Regions from separate parts of the Homo sapiens genome. Here region 1 is linked to region 2. Evidence: read pairs that join two places in POLR2A ChIA-PET (ENCODE). Cell type or tissue: OCI-LY7. All regions are shown on one strand. Links, peaks and the distances in the headings refer to the core of each region. The heading gives the core; the rest is flanking DNA.

Region 1 (5,921 bases), core at 1-4,000, 140 kb after region 2:
AAGGCAACAGATCAGATAGGAAGAAATAAAAGAGTTCCTTTTGCAGACTGCATAGTTGTTTACATAAAAAATTCCAAAGAATTTACAAAAAAACTGAATGCAATTGTACTTCCACATGCTAGCAGCAAACACAACCACTAAGATTAAAAATACAATATGATTTACACTCACTCAAAAAAACAAAAGTGAAGAGGCCGAGCGCGTTGGCTCAGGCCTGCAATCTCAGCACTTTGGGAGGCCAAGGCAGGCAGATTACCTGAAGTCAGGAGTTCGAGACCAGCCTGGACAATATGGTGAAAACCCATGTCTACTAAAAATATAAAAATTAGCTGGGAATGGTGGTGGGCACCTATAATCCCGGCTACTCTGGTGGCTGAGGCAGGAGAATCGCTTGAACCCGGGAAGCAGAGGTTGCAGTGAGCCAAGATTGTGCCATTGTACTCTAGCCAGAGTGAGACTCCATCTCAAAAAAAAATTAAAAAAAAAAAGTGAAGAAATATTTAGGTGTAAATTTAATATAACATGTACAGAACTTATATGCCAAAAGCTATAGAATGCTAATGAAGAAATAAAGAGAGATCTAAATAAATGTAGAAAATTGTTAATGTATTGAAAAATTAAGTGTAGTAAAGGTATCAATTTACCTCAAATTGATACACAGCTTTAATCAAATTCCTATGAAAACCTCAGCAAGACTTTTTACAGATACAGACAAGATTATTCTAAAATGTATACGGAAAGGCAAGAAACAAAAATAGCTACAACAATTTTGAAAAAGAAGAATAAAGTAATCTGGTTTCAAGACTGGTTATATAGCTACAGTAAACAGGACTGTGTAGTATTGGCAAAGAGACAGACACTTAAATCAATGGAACAGAACAAAAAAATCCAGAAGTAGACCCATATAAATATGTTCAAGTGATCTTTGACAAAGGTGCAAAAGCAATTCAATGAAGGAAAGGTAGCCTTTTTAACAAATGATGCTGGAGCAATTGGACATCTGTATTTCCATAGGCCAAAAAAAAAAAAAAAGAAAGAAATTCTATGTAATCCCATACCTTCAACAAAAATTAACCAAAAATGGAGTATAGACTTAAAAGGAAAACTAAAACACTTTTAGGAGAAAATCAAAGAAAATTGGCCAGGTGCGGTGGCTCATGCCTGTAATCCCAGCACTTTGGGAGGCCAAGGAGATCAATCACAAGGTCAGGAGATAGAGACCATCCTGGCTAACACAGTGAAACCCTGTCTCTACTAAAAAAAAATACAAAAAAATTAGCTGGCGTGGTGGCAGGTGCTGGTAGTCCCAGCTACTCGGGAGGCTGAGACAGGAGAATGGTGTGAACCCGGGAGATGGAGGTTGCAGTGAGCCAAGATTGCACCACTGTACTCCAGCCTGGGCAACAGGGTGAGACTCCATCTCAAAAAAAAAAAAAAAAAAAAAAAGAAGGAAAATCACTGGGTTCCAGGGCTAGTCAAAATGTCCTTAGACTTGACACCAAACTTGTGACCCACAAAAGCAAAAATTTATAAATTGGAAATTTATAAATTGGACCTCATCAAAATTAAAAACTTTGCTATTTGAAGGACCTTGTTAAGAAGATGAAAAATGGAAGAACATATTTGCAAACCGTGTATTTGACAAAAGATTAGCATCTAGAATATATTTAAAAAATTCTCAAAATTCAACAGTCAGAAAAAAAATCAACCCAATTAGGAAATGGACAAAATGTATGAAGAGACACTTTACTGAAGAGGATATACAGATGACAAATAAGCACATAATAAAATGTTCGACATCATAGCTACTGGGGAAGTGCAAGTTAAAACCACAATGAGATATCACTACATACCCACCAGAATGGCTAAGAGATAATGACACACCAAATGTTGGCAAGGATATAGAGAAATGGAATCACTTATATGTTATTGGTGGAAGTGTAAAATGGTACGGCTACTCTGGAAAAGATTTTGGCAGTTTTTAAAAAAGCTAAATACACAACTACTGTGTGACCCAGCAACTATACCCCTGGGCATTTTCCCCAGATAAATGATTATATATATTAATACAAAAACGTGTACATGAATGTTTATAGACAGTTTATTTGTAATAGGCAGAACTGGAAACAACCCAGATGTTCTTCAATGGGTGAATGGCTGTCTAAAGTGTGATGCATCCATGCCATGGAATACCATTCAGTAATAAAGAGGAACAAACTAATGATGTGTGTGCGTCAAGCCGAATGAATCTACAAAGAATTATGCTGAGTAAAAAAGTCAATCCCCAAAATGTTACATACTGTATGATTCCACTACTATAACATTCTTGACATGACAAAATTATAGAAATGGAGAACAGAATAGTGATTTTCAGGAATTAAGGAAATGGTGGCAGGAGAGGGAAGTTGGTGGGGTTATAAAAGGGCAACATGGTAATAATAATGTCCTTTAACTTGATGTATCACTGTTCAATATCCTGGTTATGACATTGTACTTTAGTTTTGCAAGATGTAATCATTGGGAGAAACTGGGTAAGGGGCCATGAGATTTCTCTGCATTGTTTTTTACAACTGCTGGTGAATCTATAAATATCTCAAAAATAAAGTTTTTAAAAGGCTTAATGAAAAAAACACAAGTCCTTGACTTCATGGAGCTTATAATCTAGTTGGGAGGGAAGATATGGATTATTTTTTAAAGTACAGAAATATATAACTCAAACAGTAACCTCATCTAGTTATGAGGGAAGGCTTTCCTGACTTTTGAGTGACATTTACCATCGGTTAGAAAAGATAAGTAGGCGTTGACTAAGTGAGGGAGAGTGGGTTGTTGCAGGTCTTCCAAAACTGAGGGAGGAGAATAGGTAAAGACCCAGGGTTGGGAAGGAGCATGACACATTGGAGTGATGGAAAGAGGGCTGAATGGCTGGAGCAGTGAACCAGAAGTGATAAGGTGGTGTCAGATGAGGCTGGACTGTTAGGCTACATCAAGCAGGGGCTTGTAGGAAGCTCTAGGATTTTGGCCTTTTAAACAGTGAAAGAAACTGAAAAGTTTTGAGATAGGATCTCGCTCTGTCACCCAGGCTGGAGTGCAGTGGCATGATCAGGGCTCACTGCAGCCTCAACTTCCCGGGCTCAAGCAATCCTCCTGTCTTAGCCACCCAAGCAGGTGGGACTACCTGTAGCAATCCCACTTCAGCCTCCCAAACTGTTAGGATTACAGGTGTGACTCATTGCACCCAGCAAAATGGAAAAGTTTTAAGCAGGAGAGAAACTTATGCAGAATATTACTTTAAAAAGATCAGTCTGACTGCACTGTGGAGAGTGGATTAGGGAGGGAAAGCAAGATCATTAAGGAAGCTAGGTCCAGGTCTCAGGTGATGAAACTGAGATTTTGCTGAAGCAGTAAAAATTGAAAAAAAAATGGATGCATTTAAATGGTATTTAGGAGGTAGAATTCACAGGACTTGGCATTGAATTTGTGTTGGAAAGAGAGGTTTTCAACACCATCCATGGTTTCATGCTTTAATAACTAGATGGCTGGTGGTGCCATTCCCTGAGATAAATATTCAAGTTTTATACAAAAGACCATGAGTTTGGCTTTTTAAATTTGATTTTGAAGTACCTTTGAGATATCCAAGTCAAATAGATATGTCAAGTAGGTAATTGGATACATAAATTTGTACCACACAGAATGATCTGGGCTGGCGATATGAATTGAGAGTCATTGTAGGCAATGTGCATGGATGACAACATATGAGGAAAGAGTGTAGGGCAAGGCCAGATCATAAGATAAAGCCTTGGGGGACAATTTTATTATTATTATTACTATTTTTATAGAGACAGGGTCTTGCTATGTTGCCCAGGCTGGTCTCGAACTCCTGGGCTCAAGCGATCTTCCTGCCTCAGCCTCCCAAAATGTTAGAATTATAGGTGTGAGTCACTGGCACCTGGCTATGGGAACAATTTTTAGTGGCTAGGTAGAGGAGGATGAGTCAAGAAAAGACATGGTCATATGGTGAGAGAGGCAGGAGGGAACTCAAGAGAGTATATTGCCAGAGAAACTGAAGGCTACAAAGAGAGTGTTCAAGAACTCACACTGAGAAGTTACAAAAGGTTAGAACCTAAAATGTATTGGATTTAGCCTCATGGTGGTTGTATTAGTCTGTTCTTGCATTGCTATAAACAAATACCCAAGACTGGGTAATTTATAAGAAAAGAGGTTTAATTAGCTCATAGTTCTGCAGGCTGTATAGAAAGTATAGTGGTATTTGCTTCTGGGAAGGCCCCAGGAAGCTTTTTACTCATGGTGGAGGGGAGAACAGGAGCAGGTGCTTCACATGGTGAAAGCAGGAACAAGAGAGTGAGGTGGGACATGCTACACACTTTTAAACAACCATATCTCATGAGAACTCACTATCTCAAAGACAGTACCAGGAGGGATGGTGCTAAACCATTCATGAGAAATCCACCCCCATGATCCAATCACCTCCCACCAGACCCCACCTCCAACACTGTGGATTATATTTCAATATAAGATTTGGGTGGGGACACAGATCCAAAACATATCAGAGGTCTTTGGTGACTTTGGAAAGACTTGTTTGGCAGATTAATGGGGGAAGAAGCCAAATTAGTTTATCAAAGGCTACATCGTATGCTGAATGACAGATAAGACCATTAGGCTAAAATTCAATTGTTGAATATATTATATTTAATATATATCTATTGCTGGGTAAATAAGTCAATGTATTACATGAGGTAGGTAAAATTATTCACACTATTCAGATTTTTAAAACAGAGTCTTAGAGATGTTAATGTCACATGTCTATTAAGTATTTGAAGTCAAGATTTGCACCTGTAGTCAACAACACGCTGATTCTCTAAACAAAGGCATTATCAAGCAAGGAAAGATTCATGTTTTCCTTTTTTCGTTTTTTGTTTTTTGAAGAGACAGGGTCTCATTCTATCACCCAGATTGGAGTGCAGTAGTGTGATCATAGCTCACTGCAGCCTCAAACTTCCTGGGCTCAAGTTATCCTCCTACCTTAGCCTCCCAAGTAGCTGGGACTACATGCGTGCATCACTATGCCTGGCAAAATTTTTTATTTTTATTTCTTGGGTCCCCAGAAGTTGCCCAGGCTGGTCTCAAACTCCTGGCCTCAAGTGATCCTCTTGCCTCACCCTTCTGAGTGGCTAGGATTATAGGCTGAGGCCACCATGCCCAGCGTTTTTCATTGATTTTTTTTCTCTCATTTTTCACATAAGCTGAGACAGAATGTATGACTTTTGAACACTCTAGAATTTAGGCTTATTGATGTTTTTTTTAAAAAAGAATTTAATTAGGGAAAATAACAAACATACACAAAATTATAGACAATAGCATTGAGTTCTAGCACTCTGAAAAAAGAAAAAGAAAAACAAAGAATAGCATAATTTGTTACCATCAACATTTATTGACTCATGGCTTTTCTGGTTTAATGTATACCCCTAGACATCATCCCTCCTCTCTTTCTGCCCTCCCTACCCTAGCAAATTATTTCAAGGCAAATCCTTGATATAGCTCTTCCTAAAATCCATAGCATTTTTTATTCAAAGTTGTCAATTTTGCCTGCTATGAACTTCCTCTTTTAAACATCTGATCAAACTACCTGATAGTTCAAATAGAAGAGCAGGAAATAAAATTACACCTGAAAGTTATGTAAGTTTTAAAGTTAGTTTTTTCACTTCCTGCAGGTGAAAGGAATCATTTAATTGATTTAACGACAACAGGTGAATGAAGTAAACTGATGTTTCTTTTGAAGTTTAGCTACTTCCTTTCTGCCAGTTGTTTACTATAGTAAAATGATCAGAAAAACTTCATGCATTTTCACATGTAATATTTTATTTTTAAATGTATAAAGACATGGCTTTGGTCATGATTGTTTA
Region 2 (8,582 bases), core at 2,500-6,499:
GCTGAACAAAATACTAGCACACAGAATTCAACAACACACTGAACAGATCATGATCCAGTTAGATAAATACAAGATGGTTCAACATATGCACATAAGGACAAAACTGTATAATTTTAATAGATGCTGAAAATGCATTCAATAAAATTCAACATCTCTTCATAATAAAAACTCTTAACAAACTAGGTAGGGAAGAAAACATAGCTCTTAAAAAACTAGGTATGGAAAAAAACATACCTCTTAACAAACTAGGTATGGAAGAAAACAATAAAGGCCATAGATGATGAACCCGCAGCTAGCAATACACTGAATTGGGGAAAACTGAAAGCATTTCCTGAGATTTGGAACAATACAAGGATGCCTGCTTTCAACACTTTTATTCAACACAGGACTGGAAGTCCTGGCCAAAGCAATTAGACAAAAGACATAAATAAAAGGCATGCAAACTTGAAAAGAAGTCATCAAATTGTCCTTATCTGAAGAAAATATGATATTATATTTACAAAAACCTAAAGACTATTAAAACTGATCAACCAATTCAGTTTCATGACATAAACTCAACATACAAAAATCAGAGGCATTTCCATGTGTCAACAGCAAACACACTGAAAAAGAAATCAAGAAATCTCATTTACAATAACTACCAAAAAAAAAGCCTATGAACAAACTTAAACAAAAAGTGAAAGATCTCTACAATGAAAGCTATAAACATTGATGAAGGAAACTGAAGAAGACACAAAGAGATAAAAAGATATCGGCCGGGCGCGGTGGCTCACGCCTGTAATCCCAGCACTTTGGGAGGCCGAGGCGGGCGGATCACGAGGTCAGGAGATCGAGACCATCCCGGCTAAAACGGTGAAACCCCGTCTCTACTAAAAATACAAAAAATTAGCCGGGCGTAGTGGCGGGCGCCTGTAGTCCCAGCTACTTGGGAGGCTGAGGCAGGAGAATGGCGTGAACCCGGGAGGCGGAGCTTGCAGTGAGCCGAGATCCCACCACTGCACTCCAGCCTGGGCGACAGAGCGAGACTCCGTCTCAAAAAAAAAAAAAAAAAAAAAAAGATATCTCATGTTCATGAATTGGAAGAATTGATATTGCTAAACATACCACCCAAAGTGATCTACAGATTCAATAAACTATCTATCTAAATACCAATGACATTCTTTACAGAAACAGAAAAAATAAATCCTAAAATTCATATGGAACAAACAACAACAAAAAAAAAACTAGAAGAGCCAAATCAATCCTGAAAAGTACAATCCAAAAAGTACAAAGCAGGAGGAATCACATTACTGATCGCAAAATCTACTACAAAGCTATAGTAATCAAAACAGTATGGTGTTGGCATAAAAGCAGATACAAATATCAATGAAACGGAACACAGAACCCAGAAATAAATCCACACATTTACTATTAGCTCATTTCCAACAAAAGTGCCAAGAATATACATTGGGGAAAGGACAGTCTCTTCAATAAATTGTGCTGAGAAAACTGGATATCCACATGTAAAGGAATGAAACTAGACCTCTATCTCTCATCATACAAAAAAAATCAAATCAAAATGAATTAAAGACTTAAATGTAAGACCTGAAACTATGACACTACTAGAAGAAAACACTGGTGAAACATGCCAGAATATTGGTCTGGTCAAAGATTTCTTGAGTTAGACCTCAAAAGCCACAGTGAACAAAAGCAAAAAAATGGATAAATAGGATCACATTAAGCTAAAAAGCTCCTGCACAACAAAGAAGGAAACAATCAGCACAGTGAAGAGACAACCTATAGAATGAGAGAAAATATCTACGAACTATTCAACAGACAAGGCATTAACAATCAGAATATATAAGGAACTCAAACAGCTTAATAGCAAAAAAAAAAAAAAAAAAAAACAAAACTGATTTTAAAAATGGGCAAAAGAGCTAAACAGACATTTCTCAAAAGAAGACATACAGGTGGCCAACAGATATATTTTTAAACTGCTCCCCATCAGAGAAATGCAAATTAAAACCACAATGAGACATCATCTCACCCCAGTTAAAATGGCTATTATCAAAAAACAGAAAATAAATGCTAACGAGGATGTGGAGACAGGGGAACTCTCATATACTGCAGGTGGGAATGTGAATTAGTAGAGCCGCTATTGAAAACAGTAGTGTCTGAGGTTCCTCAAAAATTTGAAAATAGATCCAGCAATCACACTGCTGGGTATATATCCAAAAGAGAGGAAATCAACATACTGAAGAAGTATTTGCACTCCCATGTTTATTGCAGCAATATTCACAATCGTCAAGATATGGAACCCAACCCAAGTGTCTATCAATAGATAAATGGTAAATATATACACAATGGAATATTATTATGCCATAAAAAATGAAATCCTGTCTGTTGCAACAACATAGACGGAACTGGAAGAAATTATGTTAAGTGAAATAAGCCAGGCACAGAAAAACAAATGTCACATGTTCTTACTCCTAAGTGGATGCTAAATAAATTGATCTCATGGACGCAGAGAATAGTATGATGGTTATAAGAAGCTGAGTAGGGAAGGTAGGAAGTGGGAATAAAGAAGGATTGGTTAATGGGTACAAAAGTACAGTTAGGAGGAATAAGAACTAGTATAGCACAATGGGGCAACTATAGTTAATAATTTTCTGCATCTTTCAAAATAACCAGAAGAGTAGATTTGGAATGTTTCCAATATGATGATATGTGTTTGAGGTGATGAAATATTCCCACTACCCAGATTTGTTCATTATACACTGTATGCTTGTATCAAAATATCACATGTACCCCCATAAATATGTACAACTATTATGTATTCATAAAAATTTAAAATTAAAAAAATTAAATCAGAATTTAAATAACATTGTGAAAACAAATTCAGAAGAAATGGATGGTAACAAAACAAGATAATGATTTAACTGCTTGACAACAATGGGGGGAGAAACATGTTACTAAAAAAGAATAGGTTTAAGTAAAAGAATATAAACAATTTGAATAAATTAGAAGACAGACGAGAGAAGATATTTGAAAGAGCAACTAAAAATGCTTAAGGGACTGATGGAATACACAACAGAATGAGATCACTTAGGAAGTAGAAAAGAATGACAAAAATACAAAGAGAATTCTTAAGAGTAGGAAAAGGACAGAGAAAGATGAAAGTGACCTATAAAAAAGCAATGACCTTAGAACCAAACTAAATAGGACACCAGTGAAGGCACAAAGTACACTACTAAAATTCTCCCAAAGGCTTACTCTTCTGGTCTGCTCTACTCAACCACTACTGGCTATCTATAGAACTCTTCACCACTCTCTGGCCATGTGCTTTTACCTAACAATTCTTGCACTTCTACCTGAAACCAAAGGTCAGTGATCAAAGGCAGATCATTCATAGTTCTTGTGAATATTTTCCCCTTCTTACAGTAATCCTTTATACTCAAAAGTCTCTTTACTTGCTCTTTACTCATTGTTTGTCCTTTCCTTTTTCCTATTCAAAGCAATTTTAACTTGAAAAATGCTTTATCCCTTCTAAGACTGAAATTAACTGATAAACATATTCTGTCTATGACATCTCTTAATCTTTCAGATTTTCAGCTGCTATTTTTTACATTTTTTATGCTTTGTCTCCATAGCTAGATTATAAAATCCTCAAAAGATGAATGTGCTATTTTTCTACAGATTATATAATACTGCTCAGTATTTTATCTTCTGTATCCTACAGTCTAATCTGTAGGCTTGGAACTTTCACCTTTGAGCTGCTTTTCAATACCTATGTAAACCTTCTAGATTCTGGACCCTGCCTGCTACCTTGCACTTTTGTTCTCTACTTCTAGTGAACACTTCTCTGGCTTAGTGTTATGTCCCATTCTTTCCTTCCTTTGTATGCATTGTCCTGTTGTCACTAAAAAAAAAAAAAAAAAAAAAAGGGTCTGTATGCAGTAGAAAGGGTCTGAGTGACTGCATGTTCTAAACGTGGTTAACAGCAATGTTATGCATTGAATTGTATCCCCGAAGAAAAGATGTGCCTAAATCCTAACCCCCAGTACCTCAGAATGTGACCTTATTTGGAATTAGGGTCTTTCCAGAGCTAAGCACATAAAAATGAGGTCATTTGAATGGGACCTAATCAAATATAACTGGTAGCCCTATAAAAAGGGAAAATTTGAACATGAAATATGCAAAGAGGAAAAATGAAGTGAAGAAACACAGGGAGAATGCCTTTAGAGTAATGCAACTACAAGCAAGGAACAACAAAGATTACCAGCAAATCACCAGAAGCTAGGAGAGAGAGATGGAAGAGGTTCTCCCTTGCAGTCCTTGAAACAAACCAACCCTGCCAACACCTTGCTTTCAGACTGCCAGCCTTCAGAACTATGAAATAATACATTTCTATTGTTTAAGCCATCTAGTTGGTACTTTGTTATGGCAGCCCTAGGAAACTAACACAAGTAGGTATAGATTACATGAAAAAAAAATCAGATAGCTAGCTAATAATGCTCTTATAAAAATCTTAAAAAACTTTAAAAATCTACACATAGGAATAATCAGGTCTACATTCTTCATGTTCACTCAATGCTTTTTATTTTGCAGTGACTGAAAAAGGCTAAAATTCTCACATGAATAACTCAAATGTAAGGGTGCATCTGAAATGCATCTAAATCTCTAAAATTCTCTGAGCCCAAGTATTGGTTTAGGCACTCCTATAAACCCAGAACAGGAGATTGAAGCAGTTCAAGCTTTATGACAATGACTTTCAAAGTTTTAAACATGTATATCCTTTGGCAGAGGAAATTCCACTTCTTTTTTTTACAAGTTCTACTTTTGTATTGTTTCATTGCCTTTTTAAAAACAAAGAGGTGTCAATTTTAAAACTTTATTTGTAATAAGAAAATAACCTATAATATATACACATTTAACATTTTGGGATGTTGGTATTTCAAGTGTACTTCCCTGATCTCCCACTAACTGGTAAGGTATTTAATGCTTTTATTTATAAAAGTCTTCATTTCTAAAAATAAGCTCCCTAGAGAATATAGAACAAAAAAGAGAAAAGTGCTTATGCATTTTGAGGTTGGAAGGAAAGAACCTAAGAAAAGCAAAAGCACCTCAGAGTACTAAGCAGACCGCCAGAAAAGTATGGTCATCCTGAGAGTCATTCCTGAGACTGTATCCATCTAAAAATGGCTTCCACAAAAAAATACTTCTTATATTTTCTCTTTTTAATTAAACAAATAGAAATTTTATTTATTTATTTTTAACAGCAAAACAGGCCAGGCACTGTGGCTCATGCCTGTAATCCCAGCACTTTGGGAGGCTGAGGTGAGAAGATCACCGAGGCCAGGAGTCTGAGATCAGCCTGGACAACATAGCAAGATTCAGTCTCTAAAATTTTTTTTTAATTAGCTGGGTGTGGTGGCTTGCACTTATAGTCCCAGCTATTCAGGAGGCTGATGTGGGAGCACTGCCTGAACATACGAGCCTGAGGTTACAGTGAGCTATAACCATACCACTGCACTCTAGCCTGGGTGACAGGGCAAGACCCTGCCTCTAAAACATAAATAAATAAGTAAATATTTTTTTAAAAAGACAAAAATAAATAGCAAAACAGTACATAGTACTATCTAATTTACTTGTTTGAACATCTAAAAAAATATAGGCCAGTTATTAAAAGTGAGTATTTCTGGAGAATGAAACTGGGAAAGGGGCAAACTGAATGTTTTGACTTCACAATGAGTCAAATGACTATATTATCATTTAAAAATATATGGATTTTTAAAACATGCACATTATTGAGAACACTGGGCCATTTTCCCATAATTACTTAAAATATTTACAGGGCAACTAATTTTTATCATTAAGGTTACAGTATACACCAAGGTGTTAGGCTTGCATTCTTAATGCCTTTAGGAACTATTTATATGAGACATATATTAAATGAACACTCTAAGTCTAATAATATTTATTTGTTTTTCAGAAAATGGAAGTTTTTTGTACAGATCGTGGTGGTAAACTATGGCCTGTGGGCTACCTGCTTGTTTTTATAAATAGTTTTACTGGAATACAGCCATGCCCATTAAGTTATGTATTGTCTATAGGTGCTCTCACACTGCAATGGCAGAGTGCAATCATGATGACGGAGACTATATGGCTGCAAGCCTAAAATTTTTTAGCAGCTGTTTCTTTATTAGAAAAAGTTTGCTGATGCCCACAGTAGATTTTAAATATTTTCTCAGAAAAGATTTTGTGCTTTCACTTTAGAATTAAATATTTGAATCAGGATAATCAAGAGAGAGATTGGGATTTAAATTTTTAGATATTTTAAAATTATAATAATCTATTCAAAAACTCATATTGGCTTAAGTTATTAATATATTTATCCAACTTTAATAATTAGTACAAAATGTTTCTTTTATGGTTAATTATACAAAAGAAATATTTTCAATAGGTATATAACAATGAATATTTTATAGTTGTTATAAAATTTTTCATGTTAACTAAAATAACAAAACAGAATGACAATAAAAGGTTATTCTTACCTGTAACCTAAACCAATCTAATCTCATTCCTCTGAAATCAAATACTTCCCCATCTTCAACTGTAGTAATAGAAAAAAAAAAAAGATTACAAAGCAAATTAATGTTTTCACAATCTATAAGCACATTTTAAATTTTAAGAGCTAAGACAATTCTACTTCTGAGTATACCTAAAACAATTAAAGCCAAGGTCTTAAAGAGATATATGTACACCCATGTTCACAGAAGAATTATTCAAACAGTCAAAGGTAGAAGCAACTTAAATTTCCATTGATAGATGAATGAATAAACAAAATGTAGTATCTAAATACAATGGAGGCCGGGAGCAGTGTCTCATGCCTATAATCCCAGCACTTTGGGAGGCCGAGGCAGGTGGGTCACCTAAGGGTCAGGAGTTTGAGACTAGCCTGGCCAACGTAGTGAAACCCCATCTCTACTAAAAATACAAAAATTAGCTGGGTGTGGTGGTGCGTGCCTGTAGTCCCAGCTACTCGGGAGACTAAGGTGGGACAATTGCTTGAACCTGGGAGGCAGAGGTTACAGTAAGCCGAGATTGTACCACAGCACTCCAGCCTGGGCAACAGAGCGGGACTGGGTCTCAAAAATAAAATAAATAAATATCATGCACTATTATTCTGCTAAAAAAGAAAGGAAATTCTGACACATGCTACTATGGCTGAACTTGAGGACATTAAGCCTAGTGAAATTAGCCAGTCACAGCAAGACAAATACTCTGTGATTCCACTTATATGAGGTATCTAGAGCAGTCATGCTCACAGAAACAGAAAGTTGAATGGAGGTTGCCAGGGGCTAGCAGGAAAGGGAAATGGCACACTGTTGTTCAATAATCATTAAAAGAATTTGTTTTGCAAGATGAAAATGTTTTGGAGATTGGTTGTACAACAATATGAATATACTTAACACTACTGAACTATACACTCAAAAATGGTTAAGATGGTCAATTTTATGTGTATTTTACAATTAAAAAATAAAAACATTTTAAAATTAAAGAGTGAAGACAGTGAAACAATTCTCAAATCCTGTAAAGATGATGATAAAGGAGACAGTTGTGCTAAGGGAAGTAAAGGCTTTTCTCCTAAGCTCTCTGATTCTTAGTGTGCTTACATGTCAATTTACAGGAGTTTGAATAGAATTTGAGAGATCCTACGAATAGAAACTTTGGACAGCATGCTGAAGTTCCACAAAATAACTCTATATAAACCAAATATCACCAGAAAAAATTACTTTAGTTTCATTACTTAGATGTGGTAGCAATAAAGATTGAACTAAGAAAAATGTTTATACATTTATTACTCAGAAGTTTTCAAGGTTTCTGATATCCTTTATTAAAAGACTATAAAACTAAAACACACTATCGATCCACTAGAATGGAGTGTCAAATAATGGCAAGGTGATTATATGACATCAATTTTTGAGATTGACAGATTTGAGCTCAAATTCCTACTTTTGCTTAACAGCTATTAGAGCTTGGCAAATTATGTTCAGTAACTGCGAGGTTAACCCTCAAACCCAGAGTTTCCAAATCTGTCAAAAGTAATAACAGTGTTGAAAAAAGAATGTGGAGTAAATGGGATAATATATATGTAAAGTGCCTGGCACAGACTAAACATTTTATAAATGGCATTAAATATTGTTATTGGTATGCTTGGACCAAATATATGATTTGCTACAAAATGCAAATGTTTTATTGTTTTTGTTACAAAATGCTTTTTTTCCTGCTTAATAATTAGAAATATAAAACTGTAATTATTATTTTTGTAAATAGCATCACAAACCCATTTTGGAAATCTTTGCTTCAGAGAACAAAATTAAGATAAAAGATAATAGATCATTAGCCAAATTAATTGGTAAATTATCTCCTTAATAATCAAGTTTGAAAATCTAATTAGAAGAAAATATGCTTTTATTTAAAAGGCTTATTACCTTGTTTTACACTTAGGGAAGTCATAGTGTTAACAAAAGAGGACATGATGATTGATTCATCTTCAGGGCAAACAGAAAGATTCTGAAAAACAAACAAAAAGTAACGTT

What was found. Peaks named below come from ENCODE experiments on the same cell type or tissue, not always from the same donor. Only the 100,000 strongest peaks of a DNase experiment are listed, where the experiment ranks them.
Region 1: POLR2A ChIA-PET joins it to region 2 with 7 read pairs; 2 of 35 experiments call an interaction of 5 or more read pairs at or near these places.

What each region holds. Positions count from the first base shown.
Region 1 is chr2:183,110,981-183,116,901 of GRCh38, forward strand. No RefSeq gene overlaps it. Among named protein-coding and RNA genes, the nearest start is that of NUP35, 11 kb to the right of the region's middle. In OCI-LY7, for the core only: no CTCF peak of the experiment used is centred there; no DNase peak of the experiment used is centred there.
Region 2 is chr2:182,970,360-182,978,941 of GRCh38, forward strand. NCKAP1 (NCK associated protein 1) reads right to left here. Exons shown (of 31, transcript NM_013436.5): 14 at 8,475-8,556; 15 at 6,534-6,592. Among named protein-coding and RNA genes, the nearest start is that of NCKAP1, 64 kb to the right of the region's middle. In OCI-LY7, for the core only: no CTCF peak of the experiment used is centred there; no DNase peak of the experiment used is centred there; H3K4me3 peaks cover 45 bases; H3K27ac peaks cover 1,477 bases.